2 separate regions of the Homo sapiens genome follow, and region 2 is linked to region 1. Evidence: chromatin contacts called from ENCODE POLR2A ChIA-PET data. All regions are on one chromosome and are shown on one strand. The core of a region is the stretch at or near the end of the contact, and the rest is flanking DNA. Distances in the headings are between cores, read along the strand shown.

What was found. ChIA-PET counts read pairs that join two places held with the same protein, here RNA polymerase II (POLR2A).
Region 2: POLR2A ChIA-PET joins it to region 1 with 13 read pairs in B cell. The contact joins the promoter of TNFAIP8 here to the promoter of ARRDC3 in region 1. POLR2A ChIA-PET finds 5 or more read pairs at or near these places in 2 of 52 experiments (B cell and OCI-LY7).

Annotation. Positions count from the first base shown.
Region 1 is chr5:91,380,227-91,387,683 of GRCh38, reverse strand. ARRDC3 (arrestin domain containing 3) reads left to right here and starts at 4,367. Exons shown (of 8, transcript NM_020801.4): 1 at 4,367-4,871. The coding sequence starts at 4,592. ARRDC3-AS1 (ARRDC3 antisense RNA 1) reads right to left here and starts at 7,337. Exons shown (of 3, transcript NR_027435.1): 1 at 6,760-7,337. RefSeq lists enhancers at 3,601-3,900, 3,780-4,297 and silencers at 4,151-4,460, 6,606-6,675, 7,296-7,457.
Region 2 is chr5:119,351,232-119,358,688 of GRCh38, reverse strand. TNFAIP8 (TNF alpha induced protein 8) reads right to left here and starts at 2,670. Exons shown (of 2, transcript NM_014350.4): 1 at 2,568-2,670. The coding sequence starts at 2,598. LOC102723444 (a long non-coding RNA gene) reads left to right here and starts at 2,916. Exons shown (of 5, transcript XR_007058912.1): 1 at 2,916-2,991; 2 at 4,323-4,434. RefSeq lists silencers at 1,984-2,043, 1,841-2,135, 2,764-2,923 and an enhancer at 3,574-3,713.

The sequences.
Region 1 (7,457 bases), core at 3,118-5,617:
CAACCTTCCAGGCTCAAGTGATCCTTCTACCTCAGCTTCCTGAATAGCTGGGACTAGAGGCACATGCCACCACACCTGGCTAATTTTTGTATTTTTTGTAGAGACAGGGTCTTGCTATGTTGCCCAGACTGGTCTCAAACCACTGGACTCAAGCAATCCTCCCACCTTAGCCTCTCAAGTTCTGGGATTACAGGCATGAGCTACCACACTCAGCCAGAAAATATTTTATTACAGCAAATAAAATTTTACCCTCATTATATAAAGTTGTGCATAGTCAAAAGTCAAAATTTATAAAGTAGTTCAGAAAAGAAATTTAGCATTCCTAATTCTTTCTGTAGACCAGATGCCATTTGAGCTTAGATGAATAAACTTTACCAACTCATCTTCTACATGATAATATGCACTGCCATAGCTTCACTGGCAATGCTCTTCTTTAGTTGTACATCTGGATGGAAATACACCAAAATGTTAACAGTGGTGTCTCTGAATGGACGGACAGTAGAATTATGGGTGATTTTCTTTTAATCAAGAAATAAAATATAACAGATTAAATGGTGTTCACATAACACAAATTATACTATTTATTAATGAAGGATATCAGAATCCAAATTTGATAGTGAGTTTCATCACAAAATCCATAACATATTTAAAAGTCTATTAAGTATGAAGAACATAACAAACATAATATGCGTTATGTTTGTAATAGCTCTCAAAGCTAAAAAACAAATACTACTCATTTTGCTAATAATACAGCAAGTCTTCTGTCCAGTCTGCATGCCAAATTTGCTGCACTGTGACGATATTAAAGAGTTAAGTCAGAGTTACAAAATCTTGAAATACAGAATTAAGACCAAAGGAAAAAAATCCCCCTTAGTCCCATAGCACTCGAGCCTATCAGCTGCTAGTTAAAATAGATTAAGCATAGATTTCATATTTTTCTTTATGAAACAGATTCTGACTACTGGTAGGTTTTTTTTTTTTTCAACCAAACACCAAAACTTCCAGTTGAGATGGCTTCCTTTTTTTTTAAAAATAAAAATATTGAGCATGTTGATATAATATGCAAAAAACTCCAAACTTGGCAGTAATCTTAACATATCTCCTCAATATCATACAACTTGACAGCAATGATCATTTATCAGTCTTTGATAGAGTTCTTGAGATTGAGTTCAAACTTTAATATATTAAGGTGAAAGAGCCATTTGACTCAAAAGCTAATATAAAAAGAGATTCCTACTTAAGCTCTGAAGAAGCAATGAAAGGGGAAGGGAAGCTAGTTATTCAGTCTAGTTGGAATTTTACTCAGTAGTGCCAACTGCATCTAGTGGAGGGATTAGAAAAAAGCAAAGGAGATAACATAGTAGTGGGATGTTATTCTGGGCACCAAAAGCACATGTAACTGCATACTGGCAACAGTGAGACAAGCTAACAAAGGGGACAGAAGATGTACTTGACAGGATTATAGAGAGTTAGCAGATGAGTAGGAGGAGATGGCATATGAGACGTAGGCTGGGGAGAAGTAGGAAAGAGCCTTGATGGTAAAGACGAATAGTTTAAATATAATACAAAATACAATAATGGCCCAGTGAAGCAAGCTGAGAAGCCCAAGATAATGTCTACAGTACAGCATTTCAAGCTGTCTAAGGAGTAGCTATTTAGACAAAAAATCTGAAAGGGGGAAGTTATGAAAGCGACAAGAGAAAACATTCAAAATTTGGTCCAAGCGTTTTTGTTTTTGTTTTTGTTTTTAAGAATTGAAAAGATAAAGCGAGACCAGGCGCAAGCGGCTCATGTCTATAGTCCCAGCACTTTGGGAGGCCAAGGCGGGTGGATCTCTTGAGGCTAGGAGTTCAAGACCAGCCTGGCCAACATGGTGAAACCCTGTCTCTACTAAAAATACAAAAAGTAGCCAGAGGTGGTGGTGCGTGCCTGTAATCCCAGCTGCTCCGGAGGCTAAGGCAGGAGAATCGCCTGAACCCGGGAGGCAGAGGCCGCAGAGAGCCTAGATTGTGCCACTGCACTCCAGCCTGGGCAACAGAGTGAGACTCCATCTCAAAAAATAAAAATATAATGAAAATGGCAGCTGGTAAGAATTTCTTGGAAATTTGCCAGTTACCTAAGTATTTAAGAAGACACAGTAAAAAGAAAATTTTAAAAATAGCAAAATAAATAATAAAGACAACTATTCAAAAGATCCTGAAAGCTTCAAACACAAAGAATAATGTACTACACAGTGACAGGAATGAAACATTTAATATTTTAAAACAATTTTCCAAACTACAAATAAATTTCTTAGACTTCTTTTTTATTAAATGCAATTCTGGTGTATTTATATAGCTAATTCTTATTTTTTCTGAAATGAGTTATATTCTAATTAAATAAATTTTACTAAAAAAATCCGAATTCAGCTGTTCACTAACCCTTAATAATTTTTAACATAAATGTAGACACAAATGTGCAATGAATTTATGTATTCATTATGGACTACACTTTTAAATCCATTCCTTGCTCAGTGGTTTTCGAATGCTTATTAAATATCATTGACCTTATGCTGAGGAAAAGCTGTCATTCTAGGAAATTCACCACTTCTACCACTAGGTGGAGAAAAAACACAAGTAGTATCTGTAATCAAAGCTAGTACAAGGCCCCAGGTACTTTACCTAGAATTTCCACCAGGTGTCAACCAAGAGGTAGGGAAAAGATAAGACTGTTTTTCCCACTTAAATATGCAAATTTATAATTTTATGCATAGCGATCTAAACTCTGAAATAAATGGCCTGCTCATTAATTGTCTAGTTTGCATATTTATACTCTTTATATATTGCTGTTGAGTCCAAGATATTGCCTTGTCAACTAAAATCCAACCCCCAAAAGCTTAGTTTCTTTTGAAATAAAACAGCAAGACCAATAAGTTTAGTTTATTGTGACTCATAGGCTCAACCTATCCATATACACTACGCAAAAGAATCTAAAACGTTTAGACACGGACAGCCAAAAATCTTCCAAGGTATTTTTGGTCATACATATATATATAGAGAGAGCACCAGATTCATATTTTTTCTTTCTACATTTCTCTTGTAAGGCAGTTCTGTTGATTGCCAGTAATCTAGATGAGTTTATGCTGTTATGCTCTGAATCCCAGTGTGATGTGACGAAAGCACTGCTATTTTTTACCAAACATTCACAATAAAAAGAGAAATGTACCTATATTTAAGATGTATCATGAGAATTACTACGTTAAATGGTCCAAGGCTCTCGGCCGAAAATTAAAGCTTCACACAGTTAAATCCCTATTTATATACCAAATCATGCTTTTTAAAAACAATTTTATGCGCTTCACTAATTTCTAACAAAGATTTTCCGATTCTGTTGCAAACAATATGTCAGCTAAACCACTATGTCATATGCCTTTTATAAGGTAGTACTTTTTTAGGCCGAACTCTATTCTTATTCCTCTGGACACAGGAGTTGTAATCATGTCTTACTCTGCAAATCTAGCCGTAGGTGGTGTCTTAAAAGGACTTTTTCTTCCTTCGAGGAAGTGATCAAGCTTCCCCCAGCCCCCACCCGTGTCATCCTGGAAACAACTTGGTTGTTTTTCGGTGCTAATTAAGCAATGTAGGAGAAAGAAGTTGAGGAGACAGCAAAGCCTATTGATTACATTGTACTTGCTTCTCTACCTCGCTCTTCAAAGGATTAAGGTTCCTTTGACCTCGACTGAGTTCATTTCCAACCTGCCTACAAAGTACTGGTTTAAAAAAAAAAAATCCAAGCAAAGTATGCTCTTGTCTATGAACAATATTTCTTGTCCGGTTTTATTACGTTTTCTTTGGAAATTCGTTAGATTATGCTCAACAATCGGCCGCTTGCCCAACCGGTTTCTCCCTTCCCCCATCTCTCTTCACACATCACTTTTTCCTCCTCCCATCCAGGCAGTTGGTAAAACGCTGCAGTGCCGGTAACGCACGCTTCGGGCTGGTCGCTGCAGTTTATCCTAACTTGGCTTTGCAAACTCCCCACCCAGCCCTTGTACCCTCGCACCCCACTCTGCCATTATCTTTCTAGTAGAGTGCGCTCGGTAACGGGCTCCAGATAGCACGTCGAGGGTATACGGTAGCCTGCCTACCAATAGGAGCCCACAATGAAGAGAAGTCAGGTTCAGCCGGCCAGCAGCTCCAGTATCTCCTTCCCCTAGCTCTACACCTACTGTACCCGGGAGCGAGCGGGCAAGGGAGCGAGCGCGGCGCGGCGCGGCGCGGGAGGGGGCGCGCAGGGAGGGCGGACAGCAGCCGCGGCCTGCGCCTGCGCACTGGGGTTGTTTTTCACAAAGCTGCTCTTAAAGTGAGCTGGCAGCTTTTAGCCGCCCGTCTTTGTAAGGAGACCACTGAGACGAGCGGGAGCGCGGAGCAGCAGCCTCTGCTGCCCTGACTTTTTAAGAAATCTCAATGAACTATTTGTAGAGAATCACTGATCCGGCCTGCAAGCATTTTGCACGGCAAAAATATCGATCAGTGTTAAGTGAAGATCACATTTTATATGCGATCTTGACTTTTTTGTCTTACATTATATTTTTATAGATTTTGTTATAAACATGGTGCTGGGAAAGGTGAAGAGTTTGACAATAAGCTTTGACTGTCTTAATGACAGCAATGTCCCTGTGTATTCTAGTGGGGATACCGTCTCAGGAAGGGTAAATTTAGAAGTTACTGGGGAAATCAGAGTAAAATCTCTTAAAATTCATGCAAGAGGACATGCGAAAGTACGCTGGACTGAATCTAGAAACGCCGGCTCCAATACTGCCTATACACAGAATTACACTGAAGAAGTAGAGTATTTCAACCATAAAGACATCTTAATTGGGCACGAAAGAGGTAAGTTTTTGTTATTCATAAGTCATTGGACTCATTTTCTTTGGAAACGTACCTTTTCAGTTTTCTGAATTAACGTGATTCTACTCCTAGCATAACTAAGCAGTTTGAGAAAGGTTAGCAAAGTTGGAAGGTTTGGATTCTCCTTGACGTTCATCGTGTGTTAAGCCGTAATGCATGCAGGCATCTGCAAAGTGACTGCAAACTACACTTATTCAGCTACCTCTGTACCCGGCTCGGTCTGTGCCACACGCACTTGTAGTCCATTTGCACCTTACTTATAAATTCTGTTTGAATCCAATTCAGTCGTTTTACTAATATATTTTCAAATGAATTGGTAAAAGCTGCAGTCTTAGATTTTTGCCCTTTTACTTGCAACCTAAGATGTAAAAACTGAACTTCGATCAAGAAATGTAATAACATTTTTAAGAGACTTAATGGGTGTGTTTCATTTTTAATATTGGAATGCAAAAGACTTTAAATAATTGATGACTGTTCTTTCATAAAAGATTTCTGTGGCTTATTTTGACATATGGTATCAACACCCCACGTGTTTTTTCTCTATTCTTTACCATTCCTTTAAAAATTTACACCCAGCATTCCTTATTTTAAAGGAATGACTATCTGTCATTATGATAGGTATCGAGTCAGGTTTAGAAGCCATTTAGGATCAGTAATTTTCTTTTCCGAGCATCATGTCTAACTTTGGAACGTGCATTCAATGAAACCCATGCCAGTCAAATGGAATTGAAAAGTATAGGGCACACTGGATTTGATTTTTGGTTAGAAGAGAGAGATAAAGGGTTGTCAAAAGGAGAAGGAGTCCTGAGATTTCCAATCTATTGTTTAAATGGTTACATTGTGGAAATATAGGAGACTCTAGGCTTGTTTTTCTAAGTTTCCACCCTTTGTTAGAAGCGGTTCAATCCTGTTTCGGACCAGTTCTGGGGGGTGGTGAGGAGGGGCGCTTGTTCTGCTCTCAGCAGATTGGTTACACGCGTCAGGTGGTGGCGATGACTTAATTCCTAGCCCAAGAAGAATATAATGTTAAAACTGGTTATGTAATTTTTGTGCCTCTCCTTTTTAATGCAGTATTTAGTTCAGATGTTGGCGATTTTTCAGAAAAAAAATTAGAGACATATTTTACCTTATTTTTTATATTAAAAACGTACATCCTGGAGAAGTGCTGATGACTAAGGCAAGTGAGAAATGAAGGATGCTTTGAGGGACAGTATTAATGCATTATTTTTGAAACTATTAAGGTGAACTCAGTTCTTTAGCAGGATTTTCGTAGTTAGATACAGGTACTTTGCATCCTGAAATAACTAATTAATCTCTCCAAGTGTTAACACTGATAGGAGATGCAAATGCCTAATGACAGCCTTGGTATTTGTTGAAAAGCAGATAGATGACTTTGTGTTTGTACCTTTCTGAATATTGCAGCCTTTTATGAAACGGATGAAAGAAAACAGATTTTTCCTCAAGGGGTTAAGACTTGCAGTGGGGAAAAGTAGAACAACGAGATGTGAGGACAAATATAATTTCATTAGTTGCACCATGATTTCGTGGTAAAGAAAACTAAATGCCCTGCACCCCCAACAAAATGCCCCCCAAACCCTGCAACGCGTAGACGAGCTCAGTCTGGAATAGTTTCAATGACTTGAAACTGGGAGCTCTCAAACTAGCCTGGTAACTGAGACCCCGCCCCGGGCGCCCGGGATAGGCGGAGCCAGGTTTGTTAGCCTGTTGCTAAGGCGATGGCAGGCGCTGATTGGATTGGGCGCGGGCGGGTGGGGAGAGTGAGCTCGCGCCGCGGCTGGGGCGAGGCTAGGAAACCGGCGTGCGCCGGTAAAGGTTCCTCCAGAGCGACCCCCACCCAGCCCGTACTCACGTTTGTTCCCGGGCTTCTGGGGGCGCCCAGCCCGTGTCAACATCATGTTCTGTCGCCCCTCTTTTGGGCCTCCTAAGGGCCATCGAAAGGAAACGACTTCAGGCTTTAACTGAGTAGAGGGCAGACGCTCCTGCCGGCCTTACAGGTGCTGGATGGCCATGGACCCAACTTTAGCAGAAAATCCTTTTCAGATGGAAGTTGGATGGGAAGGGTTGGCAGGACCCCCGTTAGCTATCTTCCGAGTGGGAGGTGTCAGGGGACTCCTGTGAACGCTTGTTTTCCCCTTAGCTGAAACAAAGCTTGTTCCCCGACCTCTCCAGTCGCCACACTGTCTACCTTGAGTTGACCTGAGGGGACAGAGCAAAGGCTGGCCCGAGGAAGAAGGAAAGTGATTCCAATATCGAAATGTTGGGGGAGGGGGGGGCTTCGACGGGTATCCTCTGCCCCCTCCCCCATCGTTTTCCGAAGCCTTCGGGCCCCCGCCTCCCCTTCGCCACCCCAATATCCCTTGCCGAAACTAAAGGTGTCAGAGTGGCCCGAGCCAGATGGAACCGGTCGCCGGCTGGGGCGTGTAAAGCGGAAGCGCCGCGGCTCGCTCGCCCCGCCCCCCGGCCAGCAGGCTAGGTTGCGCGGGCACGGGCGCGAGCGCCGCGCGACGTATGCCGTATGTATAGCGGGGCGCGCGGGCGGCAGCGGCG
Region 2 (7,457 bases), core at 1,421-3,920, about 28 Mb before region 1:
GCTATCAGCCTATCTCCTCAGGAAGCCCCATCCACTGGAAACTGTTGATATCCTCTTTTTAATGGTAGTCACCTTTTTAAAAAAGTGAGTTTCTTCTTTCATTTCCCCTTCTTTCCTATTTATTCTATGTCTGAATAATTTAAACTCATTCAGTTTTTAATAAAGCAAGGCCTGGATTATTTTTCTCTGTTTAATACCCAAGCACAATCACTTATTCATTGTTAAGCAGGAAAAATTAAATCAATTATTTAGGAGATGGCTATAGGCTGGGGACAAATATCCAGCACCCCTGGCACAGAGTCAAGTATGTTTTAAGCTCTGATGGCTTAACAATATCCCCAGTCATTTGCTTCTACATTCACGCATATGCAAAAATATGCTGGCCTCCAAGGACTTAGATTCAACCCCAAAGTATACTAGTCTCTCACTACAGTTGAGAAAAATGACTTAAAAGTATCTCCTCTTACAGCGTATCAGGCATGAAGCATCCAAAGGCAGTTTTCTTGCAATACAGACATTCTTAAGAACTCATGGTGATCTCACACTAAATGGGATACATAAGTTCACCAGGATGAAAAAAAAAAAAAAAGCTACGTATAAGAGGAAAAGGACTAGTAACGATAGAGAAGATAACTGAGTTATTTACACAACATAGCTCGCTTCATCGACATCTGAGTGGTGGTAGCTAACCAGAAGGTTCTAGATTACAGCCAATGAACCAGCCTTGGAGAAAACACACCCAAAACACACAGACACCTATCCTTCATTTCCTGGCAGAAGCTATATGATTCTATCTGATTAATAAAGTGTTCAATCTCCCTCAAGAGTTATTCAGTATCCCACCCTAATTGCTATCAATTTAAAATTCTACTACCTCAGATTATTTTAAAAGAAACATTCTGGGCTTTCTTTAAAAAGCAGAGCGCCATATCATTTGTGGCCGATCTGCAGAATGTAAATGATGACAAGTGGAGGGAAGGTGAGGAACAAGCAGAAGGGGCCCCATTAACCTCTTCATAGGCCAGTTTGCAGGCTGCTTCCAAACTTAAAACCAGAGAGCTGGGCCCTCGAGGAGGGAAGACTGTGGATGTTGCTATGGGAATGTATAATACACACTTTGGGATACTGTTTTTCCACTTTCTCTCCCACTCTCTCTTTCTCAAAAGACAGGGAAAACACACCTGAGAGAAAACGCCAGCTTAAGTGCTACTTGTAATTCACACAGAAGTTCACCCTTGAGTTCTCTCAGCCTGGTTCCTATTTGCCTTCAACTACCTTTGACTTTGAATAAACTGCTGGTATAAAGACATAGAAAAGAAAAGCATCTATCAGCACACAGCTCCATCAGAACACAGGACACGGCAAGAAAGCATTACTCCCCCCATACTCCACATCAAACTCAAAAACAATGCTCCTGGCTGTCATTTTTCATTCATGCCAGCCCCGTATTTCTATTAAACAAACCTCCTTTTTATTGACTATTTCCCTCACACAGCATAATAAGGTAAACGTGAGCCCACAAAGACTACATGGTGAAACACAAAGCTTTCCTCTGGGAGGGGAATCAGTAAAAGGCAGAAGAGGACAAGTTTCAAGGGCTCTTCCTAACTGGTGTCTACCAAATGGAGAAATGATGGGGCTGCTCCTCTGCCAGAACTGCTGTGATTGACTTGAAATTAACCAGCTTTCCAAGAGACTACATGAAAAGAAAGAGTATTTCACAATCTTGAATAGTCTCCTCTCTTACTCTCTAATTTTCCCCAACCACCCTTACTCCCACCCCCCACTTACAAGAGAACTTTTGTATACATAAAGTTTCAAGGAACAAAGCATACAAACACTCACACACAAATAAACTCCCCAAACTAACACCAGCGTATAATTGTGTTTTGGTTGGAGCTTTTCCAGCCCTGTCACCTGTTCTCTGTTAGGAGTAAATGAAACCCTTTGCTTTTGCGAAGTTAGAAACAGACAAACTCTTCTCAGTTTCAAGCTGCACAAGGACCCCCTCATATCTTTCAGCCCCCTCAAACCCCCAACGAAATGAACTCACTGCTGAAAACCCAGCAATGAAAAAAAATTAATCTATTTCTCAAATACAGATTTTCGCTTCCCCTCACTCAGCTTCCCCTTTTAGCCGGAAACATATAGCGTTTCTAATTTCTCAAACCCCTTTTCAAGGGACCCTCCACTCAGGGCTCTTCCAGGGATCCCGCTTTCAGTCTTTCTGATGCAGGCAGGCAGCCCTTTTCCAAGCACATTTTGCATTCTTGGAGTCCAAGTGGGGCTCTTTCGTTTCCAGAGAAAGCTAAAAAGCAGACTTAGTGGGCTGGCTGAACTAGGTCCGACTTTTCCTCCCCTCCCCTCTGAACGGCTGCGGGGGGAGAAGGGAGCCCAAGATGAGACCCGGGCTCCGCTTATCCAGCTCCGACTTGGCTTCGAAGGCGCAGGGCAAGCGGACAAAGTGCCCACCGCTCACTTTAAAACTCCCATCCTCTTCTACCACTGCCTTCCTCCAAATTCCTCCGCAGAACTTGGCCGGCCCCCAGGAGAAACCAGAATCCTACCTTCCTTGGATTCTTCTGCTTCGGAGTGCATAATGTCAGGATAACCAGCTGCAGGGGCGATTACCGCTCACATGTACTCGGACGAGCCGCAAGTTCGCTCTGCAGCGAAATCCGCACACGACGGAAAATAAAAGGAAGAAAGCCACTAAAATCAAAACCTCCCCGGGGCGGGAGAGCGGGTTCTGGTGCAGGGATTTTCAGGGGGAAAGTTCTGCAAGAGTGACGAATCGCGTGTCAGCTGGGCGGCGGGAGTCCGCCCCCGGAGCCGCGCGCTCGGGCCGGCAGCCGGGCGGAGGCGACCTGGCGGGGCTGGCTCGGCCCGGGCGCACGCAGGTGGGGCACAGGCCCAGACGGCAGCCGACTCTCCCGAGACACAGGGCCGAGAAGAACCGTCGGCAAACGCACCAGACGGGCGGAAAAAAAGGTATAAAAAGAAAAAAAAAGTCTCATCTCAGAGCACACTGTAGTTTTACATAAATAGCAAATGCATATAGGGTAGAACCAATGCCTCTGTATTTTTGGATTACATTTTTTGATGCCCATTTGACTTTGTCTTGGAGTCTTGCAACCCAAAAATTACGGATTTTAAAGCGGCTTTGGTATGTTATTTTTGTAGGAAAGTCGCATGGATATCGTCCATGGGGTTGCAAGGACCAGCTTAAGAGAGCACAATTTCACAAGTCCCAGAGCGGGGCCTTTTGAAGAAAGTGGAGCGGCCTCCACCCTTACCTTTGCACAGCAAAAGCAGACGGGGCTGCTTACTCATTCAGTATAGCCCCGGGCGAGCACTGGTACTCCAAGCACAGCCCGGGCACTCATTGCTGCAGTTACTCCAAAGGGCCTTCCTCAGGGGGAGAGCACGGTTCCCTCCCGGCTACCAGCAAAAACTGGGGATGAATTCCTTCAAAATGCCAAAGGGGAGGTTTTCAGGATTTGAAATGCTGATAGAATAAAGAAGCCGGACAGCCTTCACAACAGATCTCAATTCTGCCCCCGGGTCTGGCCCACAGGCCCCTACAAATTGGCTGAGAGGAAGTCCCCTTAGCTCTGTGGAGCCTTGGTTTTCCCTTCTGCAAAGCGGGGACAAGAGCTGCCACTGATAGGCCTGTCTTACGGAGGTATTTTGTAGAACACTTGTTTTATCGCCAGTCTGAGGCAAAAAGTCCTCAAATAACATATCTGAAAGATCCGCTTGGAAATTATGAGAAAAAAATATACTCTTTTGACAAATTTATTTTCCAGTTCGTTTCTTTTTCTTCGTTTCCGATTTTATATAGGCAAAAACCAATAGAAACACTATGGCAAATTTAGTGAAAAGAACGTACAAAAGACATGGATTTAAGGAGTCTGAACTTAAATCCAGTTCTGCCATCTATCATTTGTATGACCTTATGCAAATTAACCTCTCTGAGCCTCCAGTTCCTCATTTGTAAAATGAAGATAAAAATAGTATTATTTACTTCACAGATTTATGTCTGTATTAAATAAGGTAATATAAGCACAAAGGGATTTGAAAACCATAAGGACTACATAGATTATTACCATTGCACCATTAAAAGTAAATTTTTATAAAACATACTCTTGGGTTTTATTTCAGTATTGACTTTGAACAGAAAAGAGTGCTTATGCTATTCACAAGCAGTGAAGGCTATTATAAATATTAATGTAAGAGGTCTAGATATTAAATCACATCCTACTGCTGAGAGATTCTAACCTGCCTAAGATTCTAACATGTTATCTCAATTTCACTGAAAGAGCAGGATGAAGGGAGGAAGATATAGCCAGCCAGAGAAGGGAGAAGAGGAGAAACATCTGGAAAATATCAGTGTTGCAGAGCCTCCCGGAAACTGACCTCGCCACCGAAAGGGTAACAGACTGCACCCTTCCGAAAGTCACAGTTAACTTCATGGTCCCCTCTGCCACACATCCTGAGTCAGGAGCTGCTGATATGTATACCTTGCACTCAGTAATCTCAGACTTATGGGGAGATACACTGAGATGAGGATGATTCTGAACCCAAAGAAATGCTCCCTCACCAGTCACAAGTGGCTTTTCCTGTCCTGCCCAAGTCAACATTCTGCCCCTCTCTCCCTATACCATCTATCCTTGCCCTTCCTCACTGCAACCCAGATGTCCACAGATAGTCCACAAGAGATCTTAAGGGATCTCACCAGGGCCGTGTGCTACACAAGAGAGCTTCCACTGATCTATAATTGGGGTAAAGCAACACCTTTTCAAGGTGATGATTATGCAAATCCAGACAACCCAAATTTCAGGCCCAATCTGCCTACAGCAGAATTACTTTCACTCTCTTCTTTTAGAAAGTACCCTTACAAGAAATATTTATTAAATGTCATTTTGCAAGTCCAACTGGGGACAAACCACATAAGATATGTTAAAATACATGTCCTTTAATGTGCTACTTGTTTTACAACTGCTGAATGAATAGTTCAAGCGCTCCGTCAGCCTTATAATTCATTTTAGATTCATGTTAGCTTCGTTGATCTTTGAACATTCACCATCGGCCTCAGGAAGCCTGGAGAGAAACTTCTTTTGTATTTAAATGCAAGCAAGCAGTCACCTTGGGGAAGAATGCTCTGTTTTAGCTCAAGAGCAATGAATGCTCAGCTTATTTTAAAAGGCTTTATGTGAATAAGTACATTCCTCAGTCTCCCGTATAACCTCAAAGCCATCTGCTCTGGGCAGGCTGCATTGCCCCATACCCCTACCCTGCAACATGGTGACAAAGGGCAGCTGATTCTCTAGGGCTCCCCTTGGCCTTCTGCTGCTCTCAGATATGTACTAGGTCATTTTGATTTTGCTGTGCTTTTATTCAAAAGGGGATAATTTACTTCTTAGCCCCAGTGAATAATGGTCCAGTACATCATAATGATTTGTTATCTCCTGTAGGTGGGACTTGTTGATTCTTGTATGTTTAAGAAACACCCCAAACATCCTTCACATGGCAACATGTATGGAAGTCATACCAACAAACTATTACCGCCCGCCTGATACAAAATTGCAACTAAGTTAGCAACACTTCTCATTTAATAACAAACTGTACTTAAATTTAAATACTATGTTGAACTCCTGCAAGTGTCTAATAATGGAACTCCCACCTTTTGTGTCAAGATGGAAGAATGAAAATGGTAGCTAAGATTCTGAAGGTTTATTCATTCATTGAGGTATAATCAAATATTTGTGTGTGTCATATGTAAATTGACCCTACTCACCTGGGGCTTATTGACATAATTTTGTTAATTTGACCACAGACCTAAAGAACTCAACTTTCCAAGTCACCTTGGTTCTAAGGAAGGTTTATTAACACCAACTCTCGACTGAACTTTATCACAGGGCAGCAGAAAAATCTCTTTCCAAATTATGCCTTAAATAAAGCTGTTCAAAGAGTTTTTTTTAAAGGCCTGACTTTTAGGCCTTTTGCTCACAGCTCCCCAGATGTCTGTTAAGAAAAGGGGAGATCAGTGAGTTTTCAGACTCACACAAATTAGAAGGCCAGCCGGCAGAACTGGGAAGACAAGGTACCTTTTAATTAGGAGGTATCAAATATTCCACTCACATTCAAGAATGTTATATGTTCTCTGCAGTGAAAAATATGAAGCACCTCTGTAAACTAGTTATGGACCTATAGCCTCTAGTTCGCAAAAACTTCAGGTCACCAAAAATGGTCATTTTTTTTTCTAACCTGCTGAGGCTGAATCTGCTTCCTTCAATTTCACTTTGAGACCTTCTTCAACTTCTCTTGTATCATTTTTGTCTACACCCTTGAAAGCCTTCGAAGGCTTCCGTGATCTATATAAAAAGTTGGCTGTCACTCCTGTTTCCCCATATGCGGGAGAGATCTGTGTCTTGGTCTCACCTGGTTAGGCCTGTAGGCTTTGAGTTCTTCCTATTATCCTCAGACACATTTACATTTACCCTTCCATAACACAAGTAAGCCTAAGTGGGTATCTCTCCATGGCCTCTCCCTGGCCCAGGTTATTTGGCTCTCTTAGCCTTAAGAAAATGGTATTTATGGCCGGGCACAGTGGCTCACCCCTGTAATCCCAGCACTTTGGGAGGCCGAGGCAGGTGGATCACAAGGTCAGGAGTTCGAGACCAGCCTGGCCAAGACAGTGAAATCTCATCTCTACTAAAAATACAAAAATTAACTGAGCACAGTGGCAGGCTCCTGTAATCCCAGCTACTTGTGAGGCTGAGGCAGAAGAATCGCTTGAACCCAGGAGGTGGAGGTTGCAGCAAGCTGAGATCGTGCCACTGCACTCTAGCCTGGGCAACAGAGTGAGACACCATCTCAAAAAAAAAAAGAAAAAAAGAAAAAGAAAAGAAAGAAAAGAAAAAGAAAAAAGAAAATTGTATATACTAGAATTGAAAAAGGGAATGCTAAAATGACAGTGGAGTCATTTATACACTTTTGCAGAAGATCAAGCTCTGTGCCTCAAGTAGCCTTAAGTGCTGAGTACAGATGCTCCTCAACTTAGCGATGGGGCTACATCAGGATAAAACCATCATAAGCTGAAAATATATTTAATACACCTAACATACTCAACACCATAGCTTAGCCTAGCCCACCTAAAATGTGTTCGGAACACTTACATTAGCCTACAGTTAGGCTAAATTATCTAGTACAAAGCCTATTTTATAATAAAATGTTGACTATCTCAGGTAACTTTTTAACACTGCACTGAAAGCAAAAAAAGCAGAATGGTTGTATGGGTGTTCAAAGTATAGTTTCTACTGAATGTGTATCACTTTTAGTACAATACAAATAGAGTAAGGCTGGGCACACTGGCTCATGAATTTAATCCCAGCACTTTGGGAGGCTGAGGTGCAAGGATTGTTTGTGGCCAGAAGTTTGAGACCAGCTTGGAC